Linked DNA regions of Homo sapiens: region 2 is linked to region 1. A link is a loop called in an ENCODE intact Hi-C map of the cell type or tissue named here. Cell type or tissue: CD4-positive, alpha-beta T cell. All regions are shown on one strand. Links, peaks and the distances in the headings refer to the core of each region. The heading gives the core; the rest is flanking DNA. Region 1 overlaps TMEM237 (transmembrane protein 237). Region 2 holds the start of BZW1-AS1 (BZW1 antisense RNA 1).

Evidence for each region. Hi-C counts contacts between places; a loop is a spot of excess contacts. Peaks named below come from ENCODE experiments on the same cell type or tissue, not always from the same donor. Only the 100,000 strongest peaks of a DNase experiment are listed, where the experiment ranks them.
Region 2: a loop joins it to region 1, with 2.6 times the contacts of the local background. A loop is called at or near these places in 3 of 110 quality-filtered maps.

What each region holds. Positions count from the first base shown.
Region 1 is chr2:201,630,295-201,639,194 of GRCh38, reverse strand. TMEM237 (transmembrane protein 237) reads left to right here. Exons shown (of 13, transcript NM_001044385.3): 4 at 150-206; 5 at 2,310-2,447; 6 at 5,764-5,884; 7 at 6,987-7,144. Among named protein-coding and RNA genes, the nearest start is that of TMEM237, 8.8 kb to the left of the region's middle. In CD4-positive, alpha-beta T cell, for the core only: no CTCF peak of the experiment used is centred there; no DNase peak of the experiment used is centred there.
Region 2 is chr2:200,797,983-200,814,525 of GRCh38, reverse strand. BZW1-AS1 (BZW1 antisense RNA 1) reads left to right here and starts at 2,356. Exons shown (of 4, transcript NR_110275.1): 1 at 2,356-2,741. BZW1 (basic leucine zipper and W2 domains 1) reads right to left here and starts at 2,616. Exons shown (of 12, transcript NM_001207067.2): 1 at 2,536-2,616; 2 at 1,245-1,318. The coding sequence starts at 1,308. RefSeq lists enhancers at 1,263-1,778, 1,779-2,294, 3,143-3,402 and silencers at 2,043-2,412, 2,943-3,092. In CD4-positive, alpha-beta T cell, for the core only: no CTCF peak of the experiment used is centred there; no DNase peak of the experiment used is centred there.

The sequences.
Region 1 (8,900 bases), core at 1-8,000:
TTTCTTGCCTTCTTCCCCTAATCTATAAACGTTTGCCAGGCCCAGGGAAGAGAGGGAGAATTCTTCCCTGTTTAAAAGTTCTCTTCTGACTGTTCTCTGCATTGAATTTTAGGCACCCTTTTCTGTTGACGTTTTTTCTTGCTTTATAGATGATATTCCACTTAGTCGTCCTAAGAAAAAGAAGCCCAGAACAAAAAACACACCAGGTAAGACGTTATTCTTTGTTGTGTGGGATCACAAGTTTTCCCAGGACCTCAGGCGTAGTAAACATCACAGATAAGGGAGAATTAAGGCCCCAGCAGCCCCGAATCTCCACTTCATTGAGGATAGAATTAAGGCCAGTTTGAAGCAGTGGAATTCCTGGTGGTGGTGAGGTACAGGGCAGTGGGCAGCCTGAGGAGTATCTGGACGCATTCATGGAATAGAAGGTGGTGCCATCTAAGCTCCTATTTCCATGATATTCCTGGACTCTTTAAGGTCTTTTATCCCCAGACAACATACATGGTTTTAAGCTATGATTGATTCCAGACCCTTGAACAAGATACTGAATTTAGAAACACAGAGTTCTTAAATCTCACTTCAATCAGAATATCTCTACATTACAGCATGAGTCTGAAGGCATGGCCACATCATCATTTAAATAGTAAAGCTTCAGTCATGAGCAGAACTCGTTTTTGTCTTAGTCATCCACTGATAATCCTGGAAGTTGCATCCGTAACTCTAAACTCAGCACATCTAGAATCCATCGTTGCCTTTAAGAATAAATAATTTTTTTACGTCTCATGATTTTCTGTTAATGGAACCTACCATTTTCCCAGCCCTCAGGCCTGAAACCTCAAGATTATCTTTACCTGATCCTTTAACTTCACTCTTTACTTGAGACCTCTCACACTCCTAAAAGGTTTCTGTGGTTGCTGCTCCTTTTTTAAAACAAACAAACAACAACAAAAACATAAAAGGAATCATACATACTATCTTTGTTTCTTAATACATAGAGTTCTATGTATTCTTAAACAGTGACTTCATTGTATTACATGATAAGAATGTACCATAATCACTGCTCTGTTATTTATTTAGGTTATTTCCAATTTTTCACTCCAACAATGTTGCAGTTCTGCATAAAATAGTGGGTGGTAGGGAAGAAGTACTTCTGTAGGATGGATTGCTAGCAGTGGAATTGCTAGGTGCAGGATGTGTGCATTATTAGTATGACTGACTCTGCTAAATTACCTTAAGGAAGCTTTAGTTATTATCTTGCTACCTGTAGAGTCTGAGAGTGTCTCATTCTCTAAATCCTTAACAACATTGGACAATAATCAATCTTTAAAATTTTTTTGTTAATTTAGTGGGGGAAAAGTAGCTTATTTTAGTTTACATTTCTCTATGTACTACTGAGGTTAAACATTTTCATTTGTTTATTGATACATTTCTATTTTTTTTTTTTTTTTTTGAGACGGAGTCTTGCTCTGTTGCCCAGGCTGGAGTGCAATGGTGTGATCTTGGCTCCCTGCAACCTCCACCTCCTGGGTTCAAGCGATTCTCCTGCCTCGGCCTCCTTGAGTAGCTGGGACTACAGGCGCATGCCACTACACCCGGCTAATTTTTGTATTTTTAGTAGAGAGGGAGTTTTGCCATGTTGGTCAGGCTGGTTTCGAACTCTTGACCTCATGTGATCCGCCTGCTTTGGCCTCCCAAAGTGCTGGGATTCCAGGCATGAGCCACTGCACCCAGTGCAATTTCTATTTCTTTTGTGAAGAAGACAAGCAAGGAAGGGAATGCAGTCAGGTATGTGTTAAAATTCTTTTAAAAGATTTCATGAGGGAAGAAGTTGAAGTGAATGACCAAATGAAGAGACTTATAAATTACCTGCTAACTCCAATTATCCATGATGACTTTATTATTCTTTAACTTATTAATGAAGGACTTTACTATATAGAGGCTGATGAAAATTCTTAAGGCAAGAGGCAAGTAAGAGAATTCTCTATGGTATCAGTTTTTATTATGTTTTCCACCTTTTTCAAAGTTCTAAATGTTCTGAAGCAATTTCTCCTCCTCCTGTCTTTTGCTCTTCTTTTTAGCCCCCTCGTTTTTTCTTCCTCAGCCTTTCTTATTCCTTCATTTATTTCTTTTCCTAACTTAAAGCCCAAAGTTACAGGTGAGGAGGAAGGAAAGATTTGGGGGATAATTAGTTCTGAAAGAGATGGGGTTATTCTATAGGAAACATTCTAGTTACCTTTTCCTCCATCTTTTTAAGATTCAGTGATCTTTGCTCAAGTAATCTCATTTTTTTCTACTCTGTTTTTCTATAGCAAGTGCTTCTTTGGAAGGCCTTGCTCAGACTGCTGGTCGAAGGCCCTCTGAGGGCAATGAGCCATCAACTAAAGAACTCAAAGAGCACCCAGAGGCTCCTGTTCAAAGAAGACAGAAAAAGACAAGGCTACCTCTTGGTATGTGAAGAAACCAAGGTTAAGTTGTGATAGCACTTGTGATTTTGATGACATGATAAAAACCTCTCTGCTTTCATTTCTTTCCCCCTATCCATATCCCACAGGTGGTTTCTTGCTTTTATGTTTAAAATATTTACCACTAGAATAACTCCAATGGCTTAAGCCAAGAATACTTTACAGGTCTCTTTTGATCATATATGTATAGATTATGAGAGGAGGGCAACAAATACAGGACTAAACAGAAAGTTCAGATCTCAGTGCATAGAAAAATCTAGTAAATGATGAAATGGACATTTCAGATTAGTGGGGAAATGGTAGATTCTGTACTAACAATAATATAGTGAAACAACAGCTAACATTTGTTTAGTCTTTCTATGTCCCAGGCAGTTCACAAGGTAAATAAAATACTATACCATTTTTTGGCCTATCAAATTGGCAATGCTTTTTTCAAATTATAAAATCCAATATTGATGGGAAATGGGTGCACTCATGCTTTGCTCATAGGAGCATAGATACAGCCTGTCTGGATTTCTGGGAATAGTAGTAAATTCAATAGCTGCAGTAATTAAAGGATGTTAACTGCAGCGTTATTTATAAGAGTAGAAATTGGTAATGACCCAGATATTTAACGGTGTGATACTGGCTAAATAAATCATACTTCATCCATAAATAGGAACCAGGTACCCATTAAAAGGATTGTTAGGGTGACACAGATAATCATCAGTTGTGTATTATTAAATCAAAGAACAAAGGTTATAAAATAGTATGTATTGGAGGATCCCATTTTTGTAAAATATACTATGTTAATTTCTTAGGGTTGCCATAACAAATTACCACAAACTGTGTGACTTCAAACAACAGTTTATTTTTTCATAGTTCTTAGGTGAGAAGTCCAAAATCAAGTTGTCTGCAGGACTATGCTCCCTCTGAAGTCTCTAGAAAAGAATCCTTCCTTGTTTCTTCGAGCCTCTTTTTTTTTTTTTTTAAGATGGAGTTTCACTCTTATAGCCCAGGCTGGAGTGCAATGGTGCGATCTCAGCTCACTGGAACTTCTGCCTCCCGGGTACAAGCGATTCTCCTGCCTCGGCCTCCTGAGTAGCTGGGATTACAGGCATTTGCCATGATGCTCGGCTAATTTTGTATTTTTTAGTAGAGACAGGGTTTTGCCATGTTGGCCAGGCTTGTCTTGAACTCCTGACCTCAGGTGATCCGCCCACCTCGGCCTCCCAAAGTGCTGGGATTACAGGTGTGAGCCACCGCGCCTGGCCATTTCTTCTAGCTTCTTATGGTTGTTGACAGTCCTTGGCATTGTTTGACTTGTGGTGGCATAATGCCAATCTCTGCTTCCATCTTCACATTTTTCCTTGTGTGTCTGTGTCCACATTTCCCTCTTATAAGGATATCAGTTGTTGGATTTAGGGCCCATTCCAATCTAGCATGACCTCATCTTAACTTGATTTCATCTGCAAAGACTCTTGTTTCCAAATAAGGTTACACTCACAGGTATTATGAGTTAGGACTTGAACATATCTCTTTTTGGAGCACAGTTCAACCCAGAACGTAAATATGTACATACATCTACATAGTAAAAAGAATGGAAGAATATAGCAGTGTTACAGTGGTAGAAGTTTTAGAAGGAGGAAGTATGATTTTTAAAATTTTCTTCCTTCATTTATTTTACTAATTTTTTATATTTTGAGCATTATGACTTTTATAATAATTAGAAAAATGACAAAGAGTTGTATTGGAGCAAAACTCAGGGAAGGAACAAAGATGGGGAGATTAGTGCTCTCCTATTAACATCAGCCCTTATTAATAATTTATTATAATTTTCCTAATTACTTGTCCTTCTAGAAAACGGCGTGTCTTGATTGGATGGAAGAATTATAGGAGTAGAAGGGCAGGAACTAGAAAAGTCAGGAGAATGGAGCATAATTTTGGAAGGCAAGTTGAAGTGGGATGCCACAGTGCCTGGGGGCACTGAGGGTCTATGAGAACGAAGGGGCGGATGATGGCAGAAGAAGGAAAAGAGACAGAAATGGTGCTCAGACTAGCTTTAACTACTCTACAGTTTATTTCATTAGTGGCAGTAAATGTAGTTTCATTAAAAGTGCCCTTTTAGTAATTTAGTTAAGATACAAGTTTAAAAATCAAGATGGATACCAATACCTAGTTTTATAATTTGTGAAAAGTGTGTTTACAGAAATGACTTTTTTAGAAAATTCAGGACCCAACTAAGTTTTGAATCAAAAAGGACCTGTCATTGCCATTCCAAAGTACACCAAGCCTGGCAGGTTCACCTTTCTAAGTTTCTGGATTTAAAAATTGTGTTTTTATTTATTTTGTTCAGGATGACCAATGGTAGGCTCTACTGCTTGCATTATATTTCCAGTCGAGGCTGTAAGTATTTTATTACAATAGAATTGTAAGGTCTTGAAGGTATTCCAGGGAGCTAGTATTTCCAGGTAGGAAGAGTAGCTAGTGGATTAGAAGAAGGCTTCACTGACTCATTTAAACTTAATACCTACCCTGTGTGCAGAAAAGAGTTAATATAGCAGACCTGAGACTGCTATCCTTGGAAAAGCCTGCTGATAAGATTGGCCGTTAGCTGGCATCTGGGAACTTGGATGATAAACAGCTCCCTACACTGATAGAAAACTTTCCCTAAATTATAAGGTGACTCACGGTGCATTTGTGCACACATAGTGATTTTTGCTGAACATCTGTTTCCCTTCCGGGCATCCAGAATTTTGGTATGTGCTAGGCTTATGTGACTAGCCCCTAACCTTGGGCACTGTCTCTGATGAGCTTCTTTTGTACAACATGTGTCACATGTGTTGTCACAACTCATTACTCTCCAGTAATGTTAGTACATCCTATTTGACTCCACTGATAGAGGACTCTTGGAAGCTTGTACTTGGTTTCCTCTGGACTTGGTCCATGTACTTTTTCCTTTTGCTGATTTTGCTTTATATCCATTTGCTGTAGTAAACCATAATTGTGAGTGTGATGATTTCCAAGTCCTGTGAGCCCTTCTAGAAAGTCAGCGAACCAGGAGATAATCTTGGGAATCTTCAGCACAGCCTGGGTATTGGGTTACTTAATTTTTTTCCATATTGTTTGGCATTACAATTTCAATTTTTACATTGAGAGTTTAGAAGTATAACATTTTTAAAAAATTAAAAATTTGTAAGATAGTGAAAACATTTTTGCCCAATTAAAATTCTTGAAGTTCTTTTCTCTTATACAAGTCTTGTACATTACTTTTCTTTTTATGTTTTAGTTATTTGAAAAGTTAAATTTATTTTGTTTTCAGAATTGGAGACTTCCTCCACCCAAAAGAAGTCATCTAGTTCATCTTTATTACGAAATGAAAATGGTATTGATGCGGAGCCAGCTGAGGAGGCAGTTATTCAAAAACCTCGGAGGAAGACAAAGTAGGAATTTATTTATTCTTCTAACTATTCTCCAGGATTACCCTGATGCTTTGTTTGGAGCTCCGAAGCAGTAGCTTCTCATTAAGTCTTATTACATACTTGTATTTGTGTACCTCTAGGATAAGTATTATTACAAAAAATCAGTTAAACCAATCGAATGATAAATTTCAGAAGAGTAAACCACTGAGAAAATAAAAAAAATTAAGATTGTACTTAAATAAAAAAACTTAAGAGCCATCTCTAAAAAAGAAGAACACAAATAGAATATATAAGTAGCAAAATTAAACATTAAGGATATTTAAAAATTAAAGATAATGAAATAGGCTATTGTGATTTATTTTCTTATGTTAACAGAATTCAAATTATGATTATTTTAGGAATAAGTAAAACTGGGTTTTAGCATTAAGATAAAATGAGTAGTGTACTTTAAAGAAATAACACTGGAAGTCATATATATAGCACTATTATTTGTATTTGAAAATGAACCTACAAATAGTGATCAATGTCTGTGTTAGTCCGTTCTCACACTACTAATAAAGACATACCCGAGACTGGATAATTTATAAAGGAAAGAGGTTTAATTGACTCACAGTTCAGCATGACTTGGGGGTGCCTCAGGAAACTTACTATCATGGTGGAAGGTGAAGCAAACACACCCTTCTTCACAGGGCAGCAGGAAGGAGAAGAATTAGAGCTGAGTGAAGGGGGAAGCCCCTTACAAAACGATCAGATCTCCTGAGAACTCACTATCACCAGAACAGTCCCTTGACAGGTGGGGATTATTACAATTCAAGATGAGATTTTGGGTGGGGACATAGCCAAACCTTATCAGTATCTATACAGAATCATACAGTTTTAAATTTGGAAAGAAGCTTACAGATCTAGTTCAGTCACTTCAATTTTCAAATGAGAAAACTGAAGCCCTCAGAAATGTAAGTAACTTGCTGCACATAATAGTTAATAACCGATTTATTTGAGTAAAAACCACATTTCTTAACTCCAAGTCCAGGGCCCTTTCCATTATATTTATAGCTAGTTCCTTATGTAAGTCTGTAAAAAATTCAATAATCATCTATTTTTCATACATACGTCCTTATTACAGGAAAACCCAGCCAGCAGAATTACAGTATGCCAATGAGCTAGGAGTAGAAGATGAAGACATAATCACTGATGAGCAAACTACTGTGGAACAGCAGTCTGTATTCACTGCACCCACTGGCATTAGCCAGCCTGTAGGCAAAGTATTTGTGGAAAAAAGCCGTAAGTAGATGCCTTGTTTTAGAATATGAACTCTTTAAAAATTGTCCAAGGATATCCTTTATACTTCTGGAAATCTGAATTAAGGAATTAAGCAAAACTGTGTACAACAATTTATACACAAAACTGGTCATCATGCTATGATTCATGAGAGTGAAAAACTGGAAACAACCTAAATGTGAAATAGGAGAGGAATAATGTCAGTAAGTTGTGGTGTATCTATATAATAATGTTCTTCACCATTAAACATAATGTTTAGGGAGAATTTTTCATTTTATGGAAAGATTCTGATAAAAAATGAGCATATACACATGTGCACACACACACACACAGTTTGATCTATGCATAGGACAAAAGACTTGAAGGAAATAGGCTCAAATATTAATGCTGGTTGTTTCTGGATTTATGGGGTTATGGGCAATGTAAAGATCTTCCCCACCCCTGCCTGATTCTTTATTCTTTCTTGTACTTTACCAGTTTGCTGCAATTGGTAGTAGTTGTGGTGGGACAGATAATAATATAAATTCTACAATTGACAATAAGAGAAAATACATGATGATACTACCATATTAAATAAGAAATACAACATTATAGCTGTATATTCTTTTGCAAGATAGTTGTGACATTGTATAATGTATACTAGGTTTGCAGTGTATTTTAGCTCAGGCTGCTATAACAAAATACCACCGACTAAGTGGCTTAAACCACGGACATTTATTTCTCATAGTTCCTAAAGCTAGGAAGTGCAAGACAAGGTTCCAGCAGATTAGGTTACTGGAGAAGGCCCCTTCCTGGCTTGCCGACAGCTGCCACTGTGTCGTCATGTGGCAGAGAGAGCTCTGGTGTGTCTTCTTCTTCTTAAAAGGATTATAATCTCATCATGGGAGCTTTATCCTCATGACTTCATCGAAATCTAATTACCTCCCAGTGACCTCGCACTCACTGGGGGGTTAGGGCTTCAACATATGAATTTTTGGGGGACGCATTCCGTCTATAACACAGTGTTTAAGAAAAACCTACTCAAAGCATGATCATGACTATATACTACCATGGATATGTTAAGCATATGCTGCCTAAAGAACTCATCTGAAACATAAAGGTTAGTCCTTAAAATTTACAATTTAGATTTTGTGTACCTTGTTTTAGAACCCTACTTCAGAAGATCCCATTTAAGGGATCTTGCAGTTCTTGGCCAATAAGAAACCTGTGGTCTAGAGAGGCTGACTTACCCAGTGTCTCACAGTTTGGTTAGGGTGGAACTGGGACTTGAACTGTGGTTTTATGACTTCTAGTCACATGGTTTTATTCATCTACCACGTGGTCATTTAAATTACCGCAGTTCTTTTTCAAGCAGTATCACTTAATCCTCATTTTTATTCTTGCTTCACTTAGCATAGAAATTTCCCTGCTAGAGTAACTGGCCATAAAAGGTACCAGTGGTTCTATTGTCTGCCCAGAAGTTGTCTTTTCTTAGGGAAAATTGTCACACCCCTGTCTTTCATCCTCCAAAACACCTGCGAACTGGGTTTGGTGAGGATAATTGAAATGGAACCTTTCCTGTTTCCTGAGGTCTATTTGTGGATTACTAGATATACAAGAAGGAGCCTCTGAATCAACAGTAAAAAGGCTAAAGCCCTGCTCATACAATATTGCAGTGCTGACTTTTGAACTGATGTTCTTCACAGGAATGTTCTAAAGAGAAATTTATGAAGCAGCCTATTTCTTTCCTGTCATCCCAGAAAGCCATGCTACACATCCT
Region 2 (16,543 bases), core at 5,253-13,252, 830 kb after region 1:
GTTGCTTTCACACACTTCATAATAGGGTTTTGCTTTCCCAATCTAGGCTAGATGACATCTGTTCACACAGTACTAGGGTGACAAACACCTCTGAGTGCCCAGCACTTTCCTGGTTTTAGCACTGAAAGTCTTGTGTCTGGAAACTCCCTCAGTCCCAGACAGGGAGTGTTGTATACCCTACCCAGTACCCTAACCATCAACAGCCAGGCCACGAATCATCTCTATCTGGAACCGGGGAAGTTACATCTCTCCCTGATGCTAATAATAAGAATGCTAAAGCTACTTGCTATTATTTGTATCAAGGTAACATCAGTAACCCACATATTCAAGAGATACACTTTCCCATTTTACTGCCAAACTGTTCTAGTTTACAACTCCAGCTCCTTAAGAAAATTTACCAGCTAAATCTAAATGAATCTGCAAAGATTAGAATCAAATCACACTTTGGTCTCCCCACCACTACTACAAGGGGACAGACAGCCTATGATTAGTGATTTTAAAATTCTACAATATATATCTCAAAATGTCTGCTACTTAAGGAAGAAAAAGAAAAACACAACTTATAACCAGTAGCTGACCTAGTTCTTCATTTCCTCAAAACCACCTGTAAAACAAGGTTAATATGCTTTTGACCAAAAACAGTAAAAATATATCTGAGACTACGTCTTATTTAGCTTTATATCACTAGCACAGCACTTTGCTACAGAATTCAATACTCACCTAAGTACACACTAATGCAAAAAAAAAATAGTAATATAATTCTAATACTTTTTCTACTAAGTCTGTATTTCAAAAGACATTACAATGTGAATCCTGTTCCACAATTAACTTCCATGGGTGAAGTCTGAGTTTTCTCTCACAAATCTTCACAAAATCTGGGTGACTACATTAGGAGTTCTCCTTTTATAAATTAACATTTTTGCTCATTTAAGTTTGCTTAAATGAGACTGCCTGCTAGTGAAAACAGAGCCCTTATTTTTATTTTTAAAAATATTTTACCTTCACACCGAAAAGAAGATTCACTAACCGGCTTAGAGATATATTGATACTAAAAATTAAGGCTTGAGCAGTAAAGCAGTAGAAATATTAAAGGTGTATGTGAAATGGCAGTCAACGAGAAATTCAAGTTTCTTTCTGGTATCTTCTTTTGAGGCTTTAGTAATATGCAAGTACCTGTCAGAGAAGGCAAGATACACAAGATGTTCTGGAGGTTTGAAGAGAGACATTAAAACGTAAATATTTACCTCTTTTTCTAGTTTTAAAACGCTGGCCTGATAGCGTTGGCTTTTGCTGCTTTTGATTATTCATAAAAGACACCCTAGGAAAGGAGAAATAAAGCCTTAATATCAGTGCCATAATACTAATTTTTAAAGCAAAACATCAAACCTTAGTCTAGTCACATATGAATCAAATGGAACACCCACTCTCAGGATATAAAGCTGGCAATTATACCCGATACAGGCACAAAGAATTACCTGCACTTGAATCAAATGTACGTCAAAATGTGCATTTCTCTCTACAAGAAACCCTTCAAATTAGTGCTGTGAACTACTTTTAAGCGACATTGTAGTGCTACAGTGATCACCCGTCATAAACCTAATTGTTCAGTTTTCTCCACATTCCTCTTTACATTCACTTACATCTTCCACGACCACTAAGCATCGCAGAACGCAAAGAGAGATTATCACCATAGTCAGCAGGCATCCAAAATGTGTATGCCAATTCTAAAACACTGTCAAAAGGTGAACCCCTTCTTCTGACAAGCCTGGTTACGGGCAGCACCATCCTACCCTAGGTCATGCCTGTGACCGCAACAGCGGCCGCCTTGCACCACTCAGGCCTGCAAAACTAACAGCCAGCCCAGCCTCCTTCGCCCATATCCCACAGTCCTAGCCTCCTCCCCGGTAACGTGTCTCCCAATCCACACCCTTCCCATGCCTCCCGCCCGAGCCACAGATCACCCGCTTCCCGCCCAGGACCCCATCGGCCACAGCGGGGCGCCGTAGGGTCCCGCGGCTCTTTCTCCACTGACCCTGTCGCCTGCGGTGGCGGCCGCCGCAACGAGCGGACCACAGTCACTGAGGCGCTTTGCGCCGGGGCCCCAGGCGCCCCGTACATCCGCCCGCCCTCCAGCGAAAGCAGCGGCGGAGGCGGCGGCCGCAGCGGTGGTGGGTGGCAGCCCCTCCGCCCCGCCCGCCGGAAGCCCCCACGCGTACATCACACAACAGAGGCCGCGGCGGCTTTGTTAGCCAGGCCGGGCACGGCCCAGAGGGAGCCCGCCTCGGCCACTGCCTTCGCAGCCAGCGCCGCGGCGCACACCCGGACCCCACCTCCCCACCCGGGCCGCCGCTACCCCTCGGCCTCCCTGCCGAAGCGGCGGCCTTTCAGGCCCTAGATCCGGCCCGGCCTCAAGAGGCGACCTCCGTTCGGGCCCATCCAAGCCGGGCCGCATCCAGCCCGCCGCCTCCCTCTCCCTCTGCCCGGCGTCCACGACCCGCAGCGTCCGCCCGGGGTGAGCGGGGCGCCGCGTCTCACCGAATTTAAGGCGAAGAGGAAAGAGCCAGAAATCCCCGATGTACCGGCAACTGCGGCGGTGTCTCCTCTGCGACCGGAACTAACGCCAGGAGGAGGGAGAGGTGCCACCCCCGCCCGGACCGCTCTCCTATCGCGAGATTTCTTCCCCTTGCCCCGCCCTGATCGTGGACAGGCGCTTCCGCCTTTTCTATTGCGCGCGGATTAGGGTGAGGGACTGGGATAGGGGAGGGGAGAGACGTTTCCAGTCTTCTTTATTCCCTTACTGGGTTCCACGTCGCCTGGACACTTGTCCTAGACTAGCTTATTTTTCTTCCCCCGCTGCGTCGTCCGCCCTCTTCACACATGGAGGGGTTGGAAGAGCGGAGCCGGCCCCCGCCGGTCTCGAAGTTGGACGCGTCCTCCTGGAGTCCCTCGCCGCCGGCCCCCTCCTCCAGCACCGGAAGTCGAAGCCCGAGGGCGGGGGGCCCTCGGGTCGTGCGGGGGCGGAGGCTGGGGGCGGGCATGGGGGCGTGGTTTGGGGAAGGAATCCGCACCTCGCCTCCGCCCTGGCCGGGATGGGCGGAGTTCGCTCCAGCTGAGTCCCCTGCCTGGCGACTTTTCTCTGAGGGGCTGTCTCATTGTTCACTACCTCCCTTAAGAGCGAAGAGGACACAGGCCGAAGATTGAGAAGGGGAAATTCTGTCCTCCAACCGCGGTCCCTGCGCGCTGCAGCGGTTGTCTCCCGAGTGTGGTGGCTATGGGGACTTGGAGAGCATCAGAATCCCTTGGAGGACTTGTTATAACAGACTGCTGGGCCCCACCCGTAGTTTCTCATTCTGTAGGCCTGGTGTGGAACCCATGAATGTGCATTTCCAACAAGTTATCTGTGATGCTGCTGCTGGTCCGCACCTTGAGAACCCCTCAGTTAGAGGCTATATCATCAGGGAGCTGGGGTACGATCAGATTAGATAGTGCGTGTGAAAAGCACTGTGGACGTGACAAAACTCTGTGCAGATAAAGATGCACAGCGCCTCTAGGATGTAGCCCCATGTTTTTATTCACTGTACAGTAGTTTACTTCTCTCCAGTTGCTTCCTCACTCTCTGGTAGGAGGAGAGTGGCTTCTCTTCCCTAAACCTTTTGATAAAATAGTTTGTTGACTTCTTTTCCCTAATTAACTATCTGACCTCTACCCCACCCCCCCGCAACTTCATGGAAAAATGACTTTCTCAGCGTTCGTTCCTGAAATTATTGCCAAACCCAGTGTTTTATTCTTCACCCTGTTTGCCTCCTCTGAGCATTGAATGTTACCTACCTCTCTCCTTGAATCCTGGCTCCAGCTATCCTGGTTACGTTCTGAATGTGCCTTTGCACGGTATTTTCTGACTCTTCTTTTCTGTACTGATACCTTTTCTTTCTGGATACTTTCTTCTATGGCAGTCTCATACATTCTCAAGGATTTAACATTTACTCCACTTAAAAGAGTTCCAAGATCATCTACTGAATCATTAAGCAAATATTTGTTAAATCCAGGCTCTATGCCCTTCCAAGTTGAGGCAACAGCAGTGGGAAGGAGGCAGGAAACAAACTGCATCTGTTGGAGGAACTGCAAGAAGCTAGTGTGATTGGGAGGGCTGTGGGGAGCAGAGGGAAGTGGCTGGAGTCTGATCTCTAAGTGTCTAGCCCCTTCCTTTCTCCCAAGGCCCCAGTCCACACTATCTGGCATCTTCACTTCATGGCTAATTTAACACTGTCAGTGCTGTCAATTGCTCTTCCCCCAGAACTGTATTTTTCACATCTGAAGTTCTGTTAAAGGACAACGTTTCACAAATAAAAATGATAACTAATATGTCCCTATATGTATCAGGCCCTCTTCTATGCACTTTATGTAGTAACCCCATTTCATCCTGAAAACTACCCTGTAATCTAGACACTATTATTAGTCCCATTTTACAGATGGAAAAGCCGAGGCATCGAGGTCAGGTAACTTGTCTAAGATCATAGCGCTAGTAAGTGGAAGAGGTCCAGTTGAACCCAAGCAGTCTGGCTTCACCATTATAATGCACCGCCTTACCACCAAGATCTTATTTATTCATTCAACAAATATTTATTCAGCTAGAGACCAGTAGAGATAGTGACATGTTACGCCTATGGCCTCACAAAGCTTATCTTCTATTTTTGCCACGTTTTAAAATTGTATCATCTTTCCCCAGTACCATCTTGATTTAGGCATCTATTACCCCTAACTAAATGGGACTTTTGCAATAACTTCCTAACTGTACTATCCCCTTTCTCAACATTTCCAGAGCAATCTTCTCAACTGCAAGCTGAATCATTTCTCTTCACTGTTTAAATGCCTCTGTTTATACTCAGGGATAGCTCTGACCAATGTTTTTCACCTTTACTTCCCATCACATTTGTGGTTCTTAACCTGTTATTACCATCATTGTGGGGTATGTAGCAAATGATTTTTGACTAAAAATGATATTAAAGTAAGCAGATTATTTTCTTTAAAATGTAAAGTGGATTAAAGGTTTTCCTGAACTCCTGGCCTCAAATAATCCTCCCACCTTGGCCTCCTGAAGTGTTGGGATTACAGACCACACCTTGCCACTTATCTTTTCTCTGCTTTTGGGTGCACCCATGGGAATAGGCACCGTGCAGCTAGCAGGGGAAACGTTGTTTGTGAATTGTATTATGGTAGGAAAAGGTTCCAAACAATTGAACTCTATGCTTTGGTCAGACAGGACACATCTTGTCTTGACCTTTCTTGAGATGTCCTTCCCTCATTTTCCACTGTCAAAATCCCACTATTGTTTCAAGCCTTATCTCAACTACTGCTTTTTTCCCATAAGCCTTTCTTAGTCATGGATGTGAACACATTCCTTCTTTGTAATTGGGCTACAGGCATGAGCCACTGAGTCTGCTAATTTTTTTTTTTTTTTTTTGGTGATGATGGGGTTTTGCTTTGTGGCCCAGGCTGGTCTCAAACTCCTGGCCTTAGGTGAGCCTCCCGCCTCAGCCTCCCAAAGTGCTGAGATTATAGGTGTGAATCATCACGCCTAGCCTTGCCCAGTTTTATGGTTGTTTTGGGAAAAAGGATATGCTGATTTCTTCACTCTGCCATTGCTGTGAATCCCCCTTAGTACTTTTGGATTTAAAAATTTTGAACTACTTAAAAAGAAAGGTGCTAAGTGCAACATGTGAATGTGCTACTGCTTTTAACTTCATTGATGGGAATGGATACCTAAGTGTTTCTTTTTTAAAAGCAAGTGACAATAGGTTTTTATTCCTAACAACTAGAAGAATATCAAGGGCCTGTTTTGAAAAGCACATTGTTGCCCTTGGAAAATGAGCTGGGGGAAGTATTTATTCCTATGCTTTGAGTCTTGTAGAAGCTTATAGAACATCCTATGAACCTGGCTTAAATATTGTAGCATATGTATATGAAATACTTCTAGTTACACACACCTATATATGTATGCATATATTTATGTATGTATGTGTGGCCAGAAGTATTTTCATAGGCTCCACAAAATTTTTACAGTGAAAAAGCTTTGAGGTACAATGAGCTTTTAAATAATTTCATTTTAGGTAAAAAATGTGTTAAATATCATTCACTTGCTACATATCTCATATATACCATTTCTTTTACTTCTTCATAGAATTATTTTAATAGTTATAATTATTAATAATATTTGACATAATCAAGATAAAAAGCATTGCTTAGTTACATTAACATTTTAGTAATATTTGTTAAATAAATACCCTCTTTTAGCAAACACACTCTATTATTTAGATTTTAGTTTTTTTTTTTTTTTTAATAGAGACAGGATCTGGTTATGTTGCCCAGAATGACCTCCAACTCATGGGCTTTAGCAATCCTCCCACCTCTGCCTCTCAAAATGTTGGGATTTATAGGCGTGAGCCACCACACCTGGACTCGATTTTTGAATAGGCCGAAATAATTGGGAAGCTTAGGGATTCAAGAAATTTGGCATACATGCATTTTCTGTTTCTCTCTCTCCCCTCTTAACATCAGAATAATGACAGGTTAAGGTGAAAACTCTTTGCTCCTGTAAAGTGCTTGTTCAGAATATAGTTTGAAGTGAGTTGCCAAATAAGTGATATTTGGGGTGATTTAAATATGTGCATTCTAAGTTATATAGCATTCAAGACATTCATTAAAACGAAGCAAAATAAAAACCAACAAGAGAACAGTGTAATGGCATGTGGTATGTTAGCTATAGGATTGTTTAGAAAAAACTGTTTACTGCTTATTATTAATAGTTCATATCTCCTAGAATATTACTGCAGAACTGAAGATTAAGAAATGTTACTAAGAGGCCGGACGTGGTGGCTCACGCCTGTAATCCCAGCACTTTGGGAGGCCGAGGCGGGCGGATCACGAGGTCAGGAGATCGAGACCATCCTGGCTAACACGGTGAAACCCCGTCTCTACTAAAAATACAAATTAACCGGGCGTGGTGGCGGGCGCCTGTAGTCCCAGCTACTCAGGAGGCTGAGGCAGGAGAATGGTGTGAACCCGGGAGGCAGAGCTTGCAGTGAGCCGAGATCCCGCCACTGCACTCCAGTCTGGGCGACAGAGTGAGACTCCGTCTCAAAAAAAAAAAAAAAGAAATGTTACTAAGGACGCCAGATCCAAACATCTCTGTGTTGGAAAATTATCTCCAATGCATAACGGTTTCCTTGGCATATTTAGATGGCCATCTTTCTTTGATGTCTTTTTTAAAACCTACATTTCATTTTTTGGGAGCCTCAGTGCGATGGAATTTTTTTTTTTTTTTTTTTGAGACGGAGTCTCTCTCTGTTGCCCAGGCTGGAGTGCAGTGGTGCGATCTTCACTCACTGCAACCTCCGCCTCCCGGGTGCAAGCGATTCTCCTGCCTCAGCCTCCTGAGTAGCTGGGATTACAGGTGCGTGCCACCACCCCTGGCTAATTTTTGTATTTTTAGTAGAGACGGGGTTTCACCATGTTGGCCAGGCTGGTCTCAAACTCCTGACTTCAAGTGATCCGCCGGCCTCAGCCTCCCAAAGTGCTGGGATTACAGGTGTGAGCTGCCGCGCCCAGCTGATGGAAAGTTTTTATTTAAGATGAAAAAGCAACTAAACTAAATAGAACTTAATCACTGCCTTATTGCTATTATTAGTAGTACTACTGCTATTACTTGGTATGTACTACTATTAGTAGTAATAGAGTGGTCACAGTAGACCTTAAATTTATAGAGGATGTTACTGTTTACAAAATATTTTCACATGCATTTTATAATTCTTCACAGAAACTTTGTGAGAAAGTAAGGCTGCCTTGCTTTCAAAGCAAGCTAACTATAGATAGAATTGATGATTATTAGTCTTCCAGAACAAGGCCATGGACTACCATTAAGTAAACTTAATGTCAATTTATCTGATAAGAAAAAGTGGAACCTTTTTTCTAATGATACATTTCAGGTCCTACTCTTAAAAAGCAGTCTTGGAAGATTTCCCAGATCTTTCTGGGATAAAATTAGTTTTCTTTAAAAAAGCAGTTTCATTTTCCAGAACTTAACCAGTATAGAAGGCTTTAGCATCAGAGAACTTTATACAATAAGGCTTGCCCAGCACAGAGATCCTTAGCACTAGGTGACTAGTTATAGTAAGTGCTGAAATGAAATTCTCTGTTAGTTCTCTATACCTGTGCTTTGAATTCAACTCACATTTTTCAATACCTAAATGCCACGAAGAACTTTCAGAACCTAAGCGTGTTAGGCCGTTCTTGTGTTTCTATAAAGAAATACCTGAGGCTGGTGCGGTGGCTCAGGCCTGTAATCCCAGCACTTCGGGAGGCAAAGGCAGGCGGATCATGAGGTCAGGAGATGGAGACCATCCTGGCTAACACGGTGAAACCCTGTCTCTATTGAAAATACAAAAAATTAGCCAGGCGTGGTGACACGCACCTATATTTCCAGCTACTGGGGAGGCTGAGGCAGAAGAATCGCTTGAATCCAGGAGGTAGAGGTTGCAGTGAGCTGAGATCACGCCACTGCACTCCAGCCTGGGCAACAGAGTGAGACTCTGTTTCAGAAAAAAAAAAGAAGAAGAAGAAGAAATACCTGAGGCTGCGTAATTTATAAAGAAAAGAGGTTTAATTGGCTTATGGTTCTGCAGGCTGTGCCAGTGTGGCACGAGCATTTGCTTTCAGGTGAGGGCTTTGGGAAATTTACAATCATGGCAGAAAGTGAAGTGGGAGCAGGGACATCACATAGTGAGAGTGGGAGCAAGTGTGAGTGAGGTGGGAGGTGCCACACACTTTTAAACAACCAGATCTCACGGGAATTCAGAGTGAGAACTTACTTATTACCAAAGTGTTGGTGCTAAAGCACTCATGAGGGATCCGCCTCCACGATCCAATCACCTCCCACCAACATTGGGAAATACATTCAACATGAGATTTGGGAGGCGAGAAACATCCAAACCGTATCACCAGGTAAAAAGGGCTATAAAATACCATTAAGAACATTGGGGTTTCATGACTTCAGAAATTTTAAGAATTTCTTGCCTAGGAAGAACAATGTACAAGCAACAGATTTAATTGCCTTTGAGAAACGCTTTTGGTGAGAACTCTTTAGGAAGGACTCTGCTTTTCCTTATGTGCCTGGTGTGCTGTAATGGAGGCCCAAAGATAGTCATGGTGCTTGTGACATGCACTGTCCAGTGAGGGACATGGTACAATACCACCACGAATGTATCATACAAGGTGCTATTAGAATATGGAAAAGGGAGTGACCAACTCCACAGGGCTGAGAAGGAAGGGGTTCCCAAAAGATTTGGAATAGGAAGCATTTGAGGTAGGTCTTGGCAGAAGAGAAGAGGTTGGTCAGATGGGGAAGAGGGAGGTAGGAGCAGCATGTGGAGCAGCCTGAAATGTAGCTGTCACATTCTAGAGCAGGGAGCAGCTTGCTGTGTGTGGTGTAGGGTGTATGTGTATCTGTGTATGTGTATGTTGGGACAGGGATGGCAAAGATGAAGAGGGGGTTAGCTTGAGAAGGGCTAAGAGCCCATCCTAAGGAGTTTGGTCTTCACCTATGTTCTGCTTTCTATGTGGTAATTCACTTTAAAATGCTTAAGAAATTTAGTGTAAACTATATGATATATTTAAACATAAGGTAACTTTTTTCTACACCCTAGGTAGCATCAACTTGCACTCTAGGTGTAGTTAATTAGCATTTGATGAATCCAAATCATGAATCCACACTTCAAAATTGGTTACCTACACATTTCAACTAATTTTCCAAGAGTCCATTTTAAGGTTTTGTTCCTTGGTATAGTGGATGTTAGAAATAAGATACGTGGTTGGTTAGAGACTTTACACTTGCTCTATGAACCTCATCCGAGGAAGGTGGAGGAATCCAGCAAGCGATGCTGGCAGCAGCCTTCAGGTGTGGATTGCTATTGGTTCTCAGTACTCTCCTCCCAGAGGGCTAGATGATTCTGCCGTCAGTCTGTTGTGTCCATTCAGAGTGAATCTGTCATGTGAGATGTTTGACTTATCTCTAACTTTTAGTGGGGGCTGTGGATATTTATGAAGAGGACCTGCCAATTGCTGTGTTCATCAATTGCCTAATTGCCTGAGATCACTGTGTGACAATCTGGTCAGTAGTGGAGACCACTAGAGATTATCTATATGATACCAGCAGACTGTCAATATTATAGAAAAATTACTCTGGGGAAGGGAAGCATTGGTGAGCTGGAGGATAAGACCCTGTTGGATTCCATTTCAACCAAGTCAATATAACCCTCCAACAACCTGCTTTTTGTATACTTGCTTTTCTTTCTCTTCCCTCTATGGATTCTTGAGCTACCCAGATTAGGCCAGGTACAGTGGCTCACACCTGTAATCCCAGAGGTTGGGAGGCCAAGGCAGGAGGATCACCTGAGGTCAAGAGTTCAAGACCAGCATGGGCAACATGGTGAAACTCCATCTCTACTAAAAATAAAAAAAATCAGCTGGGCATGGTGGTGTGCACCTGTAATCCTAGTTACACAGGAGGCTGAGGCAGAAGGGTTGCTTGAGCCCAGGAGTTTGAGGCTGCAGTGAGCTATGGTGGTGCCAGTGCACTCCAGCCTGGGTGACAAAGTAAGACCCTGTTCCAAAAAACCCCCCAAAACAAAACAGTACCCAGATTCTGGCATTGCCTCTTTGGGTGGTATATCAGGATAGGGTAGGGGTGGGAAGCAGGATGTGGGAATTTTGAAAAAGCTCCTTAAGTGGTTCTGATAGATCTACTCTTGCTTCTTCTAGGGATAGATAATTTAGGAGTGGGAAGAAGAGCATTAGGGCCAAGGAGAAGAGGATTGGATTGTGTGTGTGTGTGTGTGTGTGTGTGTGTGTGTATTTCCTCAATTTTTGTGGATTATGAGCAACTTGTGGAGATTGAAAAATGAGCTCCCAAACTTTGATTTATTTACTTTTTGGATAAAAATATAAATAAACTATTGGTAACAATGGTGTTTGAAAGGCCTTGGGAGGAATATATTTTCATTATACTTATCTGGATAAGCTTGGAGGACATTTACATTCCAACAAATTCTTGAGCACAAGGAACAAAGAAACCAAAGAAATGGAAAAAGGTCTTAACTAAATCGGTACAGGCTCTGTTCTTGTTATATTTACTAAAAGGAAAAAAAAGGAAAAGAAAGAAGTTTATCATTTTTTTTTCAAATTTTTTTATTGTGGTAAACATACATAACCTAAACTTTACCATTTTAACCATTTTTAAATGTACAGTTCAGTGTTATTAAATATATTTATAATGTACAACTATCACCACCATCTATCTCTGTAGCTCTTTTCATCTTGCAAAACAAATCTTACACCCGTTAAACAATAACTCTGATTCTCCTTCCCCACATGCTTGGCAACCACTATTCCGTTTTCTGTCTCTCTGATTTTACTACTTTAAGGTTTTCATATAAGTGGAATCATACAGTATTTGTCTTTTTGTGACTGGCTTATTTCATTTAGCAAGGTTCCTCAAGGTTCCTCAAGGTTCATCTATGTTGTAGCTTGTGTCAGAATTTCCTTCCTTTGGAAGGCTATTATTTGTATAATATATACCACATTTTCCTTATCCATTCCTTCATTGATGGACACTTGGGTTGCTTCCACGTTTTAGCTATTGTGAAAAATGCTACTGTGAACATGGGTATATAAATATCTTATTGAGACCTTGCTTTCCATTCTTTTGCTATAAACATAAAAGAAGTGGAATTGCCGGCCAGGCATGGTGGCTCATGCCTGTAATCCCAGCACTTTCGGGGGCTGAGGCAGGCAGATCAAGAGGTTAGGAGTTTGAGACCAGCCTGGCCAACATGATGAAATCCTGTTTTTACTAAAAATACAAAAATTAGCCAGGCATGGTGGCATGTGCCTGTAATCCCAGCTACTTGGGAGGCTGAGGTAGGAGAATTGCTTGAACCTGGGAGGTTGAGGTTGCAGTGAGCCAAGATTGTGCCATTGCACTCCAGCCTGGGCCACAGAATAAGACTTCATCCTGGGGCAAAAAAAAAAAAAAAAAAAAAGAAAAGAAAAAGAAAAAAGAAATGGAGTTGCTGAATCATTGGGCAATCTAATTTTTGATTTTTGAGGAACTACCATACTGTTTTCCACTGCAGCTGTACCATTTTACATTCCCATCAGCAGTACACAAGTGTTCCAATTTCTCCATGTCCTGGCCAACACTTTTTATTTTGTGGTCTTTGTTGTTTGTATGTTTTTCAACTTTTATTTTAGGTTGAGGGGGTCCATGTGCAGGTTTGTTATATAGGTAAACTCATATCATAGGGCTTTGTTGTACAGGTTATTTTGTCATCCAGGCGCTACGCCTAGTACCTAATAGTTATTTTTTCTGATTCTCTCCCTTTTCCAATCCTCCACCCTCAAGTAGGCCCCAGTGTCTATTGTTCCCCTATTTGTGTCCATGAGTTCTCATCATTTAGCTCCCACTTATAAGTGAGAACATGCAGTATTTGGTTTTCTCTTCCTGCATTAGTTTGCTAAGGATAATGGCCTCCATCTCCCTTCATGTTCCTGCAAAAGACATGATCTTGTTCTTTTTTTATTGCTGCATAGTATTCCATGGTGTATATATACCACAGTTTCTTATTCAGTTTCTCATTGATGGGAATTGTATTAGTCTGTTCTCATACTACTATAAAGAACTACCTGAGATTGGGTAATTTATGAAGAAAAGAGGTTTAATTAACTTACAGTGCTGTAGGCTGTATAGGAAGCATGGCTAGGAGGCCACAGGAAATTTACAATCATGGCAGAAGGCAAAGGGGAAGCAAGGCACATCTTACATGGCAGCAGGAGAGAGATAGCACAAAGGGGGAGGTGCTACACACTTTCAAACAACCAGATCTCATGAGAATTCACTATCAACAGAACAGCAAGAGGGAAATCTACCCCATGATCCAATTACCTCCCACCAGGCCCCTCTTCCAACACGTGGGGATTACAATTTGAGATGAGATGTGGGTGGGGACACAAAGCCAGACCATATCAGGTATTAGGTTGATTCCATGTCTTTGCTATTGTGAATAGTGCTGCAGTGAATATTTGTGTGCATGTATCTTTATGGTAGAATGATTTATATTCCTTTGGGAATGTAATGGGATTGCTGGGTCAAATGGTAGTTCTGTTTTTAGCTCTTTGAGGAATCGCCACTCTGCTTTCCACAATGGTTGAACTAATTTACACTCCCACCAAGAGTGTGTAAGCATTCCCTTTTTTCTGCAACCTTGCCAGCAGCTGTTATTTTTTGAGTTTTTAATAATAGCTATTCTGACTGGTGTGAGATGGTATCTCATTGTGGTTTCGATTTGCATTTCTCTAATCAGTGATATTGAGCTGTTTTTCATATGCTTTTTGGCCACTTGTATGTCTTTTGAAAAGTGTCTGTTTATGTCCTTTGCCCACTTTTTAGTGGGGTTGTTTGTATGGAGGTTCATCATTAGTTACATTTAGTCAATAGATTATATGTGTTGTAGAATATGAAATTTATTCATTTAAATTGTAAATAAACTATTTCATCAGGTTAATCGCTGTATAAATTATGTAGGCTCTTCTTACATACGGAAGAACCTTAGAGTCCTGTGTTTGTTTGTTTTTCCTTTGTTGGTTGCATGTCAGCATCTAACTTTAAGCATATAAACCAAGGAGGGAGTGTGGGAGAGGGGTGATGGATGAAAAACTACCTATTAGGTACAATGTACACTGTTTGGGTGATGGGTACACTAAAGTTTCAGACTTCACCACTATACGATTCACTCATGGAACCAAAAACCACTTGTGACCTTAAAGCTGTACAATATATAGTGACTCCTATACAATATGTAGTGAGCAGATTTCAAAGATATAGTCAATGAGGGAGCGAGTGTAATAAAGCAAGTTCAAAGGAAGATGTGAGAAACCAATATGGAAGAAAGAACATCAGAATAAGATTGCAGATTAGGGGGAAAAAAACCCAAATAAACAACAAAACAAAACTGGTTAATGTCCTAAGGGCAATAAAACTGAAACCTTGGGGGATTTCTTTTCAACTATACAGCAATTCTTTGTAATTTATCAATGTTTTGCAAGTTAACACCTGTATTATTTCCTATTACAGCTACAACAAATTATCCTAAACCTGGTGGCATAAAACAACACGAATTGATTATCTTACAGTTCTGAAGGTCAGAATTCCAAAGTGGGTCTCACTGGGCTAAAATCAAGGTGTCAGCAGGGCTGCATTCTACTCGGAGACTCTAGATGAGAATGTGTTTCATCACCTTCGCCAGCTTCCAGAGACTGCCTGCGTTCCTTGGCTTGGGCCCCTGACATCTTTAAAGCCAGCTACTCTAACACCAACTCTCCTGCCTCCCTTTTCCACATTTAAGGATTCTTTTTTATTTGAGATGGAGTCTCGCTCTGTTGCCCAGGCTGGAGTGCAGTGGCACAATCTCAGCTCACTGCAAGCTCCGCCTCCCGGGTTCACGCCATTCTCTTGCCTCAGCCTTCCAAGTAGCTGGGACTACAGGCACCCGCCCCCATGCCTGGCTAATTTTTTGTATTTTTAGTAGAGACGGGGTTTCACCACATTAGCCAGGATGGTCTCGATCTCCTGACCTCGTGATCCGCCCGCCTCGGCCTCCCAAAGTGTTGGGATTACAGGCGTAAGCCACTGCCCCCAGCCACATTTAAGGATTCTTGTGATTACATAGGGCCTATTGAAATAAGCCAGAATAATCTCTTTATTCTAAGGATACCTGATTAGCAAACCTAATTCCAACTGCAACATTCATTTCCCTTTGCCATGTAACCTACATAGTCACAGTTTCTAGGGATTAGGACATGGATGTCTTTGGCGTGCTGTCATTCTACATGCCACATGATCTAATGTGGTCTGGGCCCTAATAAATGGCAGATATATAAAGTTACATTTCCCTAGAGCAAACCCATCTATATAACTTTCTGGAGTGATGGATACTGGTCTTTTCTGTGCTGTTTAATAGGGTACCCAGTAGCTGCATGTGGTTACTGAATACAGTACTTGAAATGTAGCTAAGGAAACTAGGGAACTGAATTTTTTATTTAAATTATTAAAAATTAAATGTACATAGCCACATGTGGCTGGTGGCTACCATATAGACAGGGCAGCCCTAGAGCGTCAGATAACTCTGTAATGGGTTTATTAGACAGTGCTGGAAGATAACATTGACAAGTTATCTGAGTGGGGAGGTTCGCTTGAGGCCAGGACTTTGAAACCAGCCTGGGCAATATTGGGAGATCCTGTCTGTACAAAACATTAAAAAATTAGCCAGGCCTGGTGGCACAGTCCTGTAGTCCTAGCTACTCTGGAGGCCAAGATGGGAGGATTGCTTGAGCCCAGAAGTTTGAGGCTGCAGTGAGCCATGATTGTACTAGGGCACTCCAGCCTGGATGACAGAGTGAGACCCTGTTTCTAAAAGAAAAGAAACGGCTCACAGTATTTTTTTTTCTTTTTTGCATTGTTTCCAAGTTTTGGAAAATTTTGCTTAATACATGCAAGTAAAATAAATAGTGGCTCCAGCAGATTTATATCCAAAAAAAAGTGAAGCCTGGTTTCTTTGCCAAATAACTGTAGGTTCTTTCTTTTTACCTTCCTTAGGTCTCCTGGCTCATGGGTATCTGAGTTACACAGTGTAGGTTTCATCTGTACTTTTGTTGTCATAGAGCACATTCATTGGCTCTTCCTTAATCAAACATATGCAAGTATCAGTTTGAGATGGACCCTGTGGTAAGAGATGAGTAAAACACAATCCCTGTCATCAGCCAGTGGCTCATCTAGAAAGAAAGGATGCACATGCAGACAAATCGATTGTGTGTTATGTAAGAACCAGACACAATAGGGGCATAAAGGAGAGAGAGTCACTTCTACCCCAAAACTATCCATTAGCCTCAGCAAGGTTTATGGGTAGAGTGGGTTGAATAGCATCCCCCCAAATTCATGTCTACCTGGAACCTCAGAAGTGGCCTTATTTGGAAATAAAGTCTTTGCAAGTATAATTGATTAAGCTAAGATGAGGTCTTACTGGATTAAGGTGGGCCCTAAATCCAATGACTGGTGTTTTTTTGTTTTTTTTTTTTTTTGAGACAGGCCTCCCTATTGTCGCCCAGGCTGGAGTGCAATGGCACGATCCCAGCTCACTGCAACCTCCGCCTCCCAGGTTCAAGCAATTCTCCTGCCTCAGCCTCCTGAGTACCTGGGACTACAGGTGCCTGCCACCACGCCTGGCTAATTTTTGTATTTTTAGTAGAGACAGGGTTTCACTATGTTGGCTAGGCTGGTCTCAAACTCCTGACCTCATGATCTGCCCACCTCGGCCTCCCAAATTGCTGGGATTACAGGTGTGAGCCACCACGTCTGGCCCAATGACTAGTGTTTTTATGAGAAAGGAGAGGATTTGGATACAGACACACTGGGAAGAAGGCAATGAGATGATGGAGG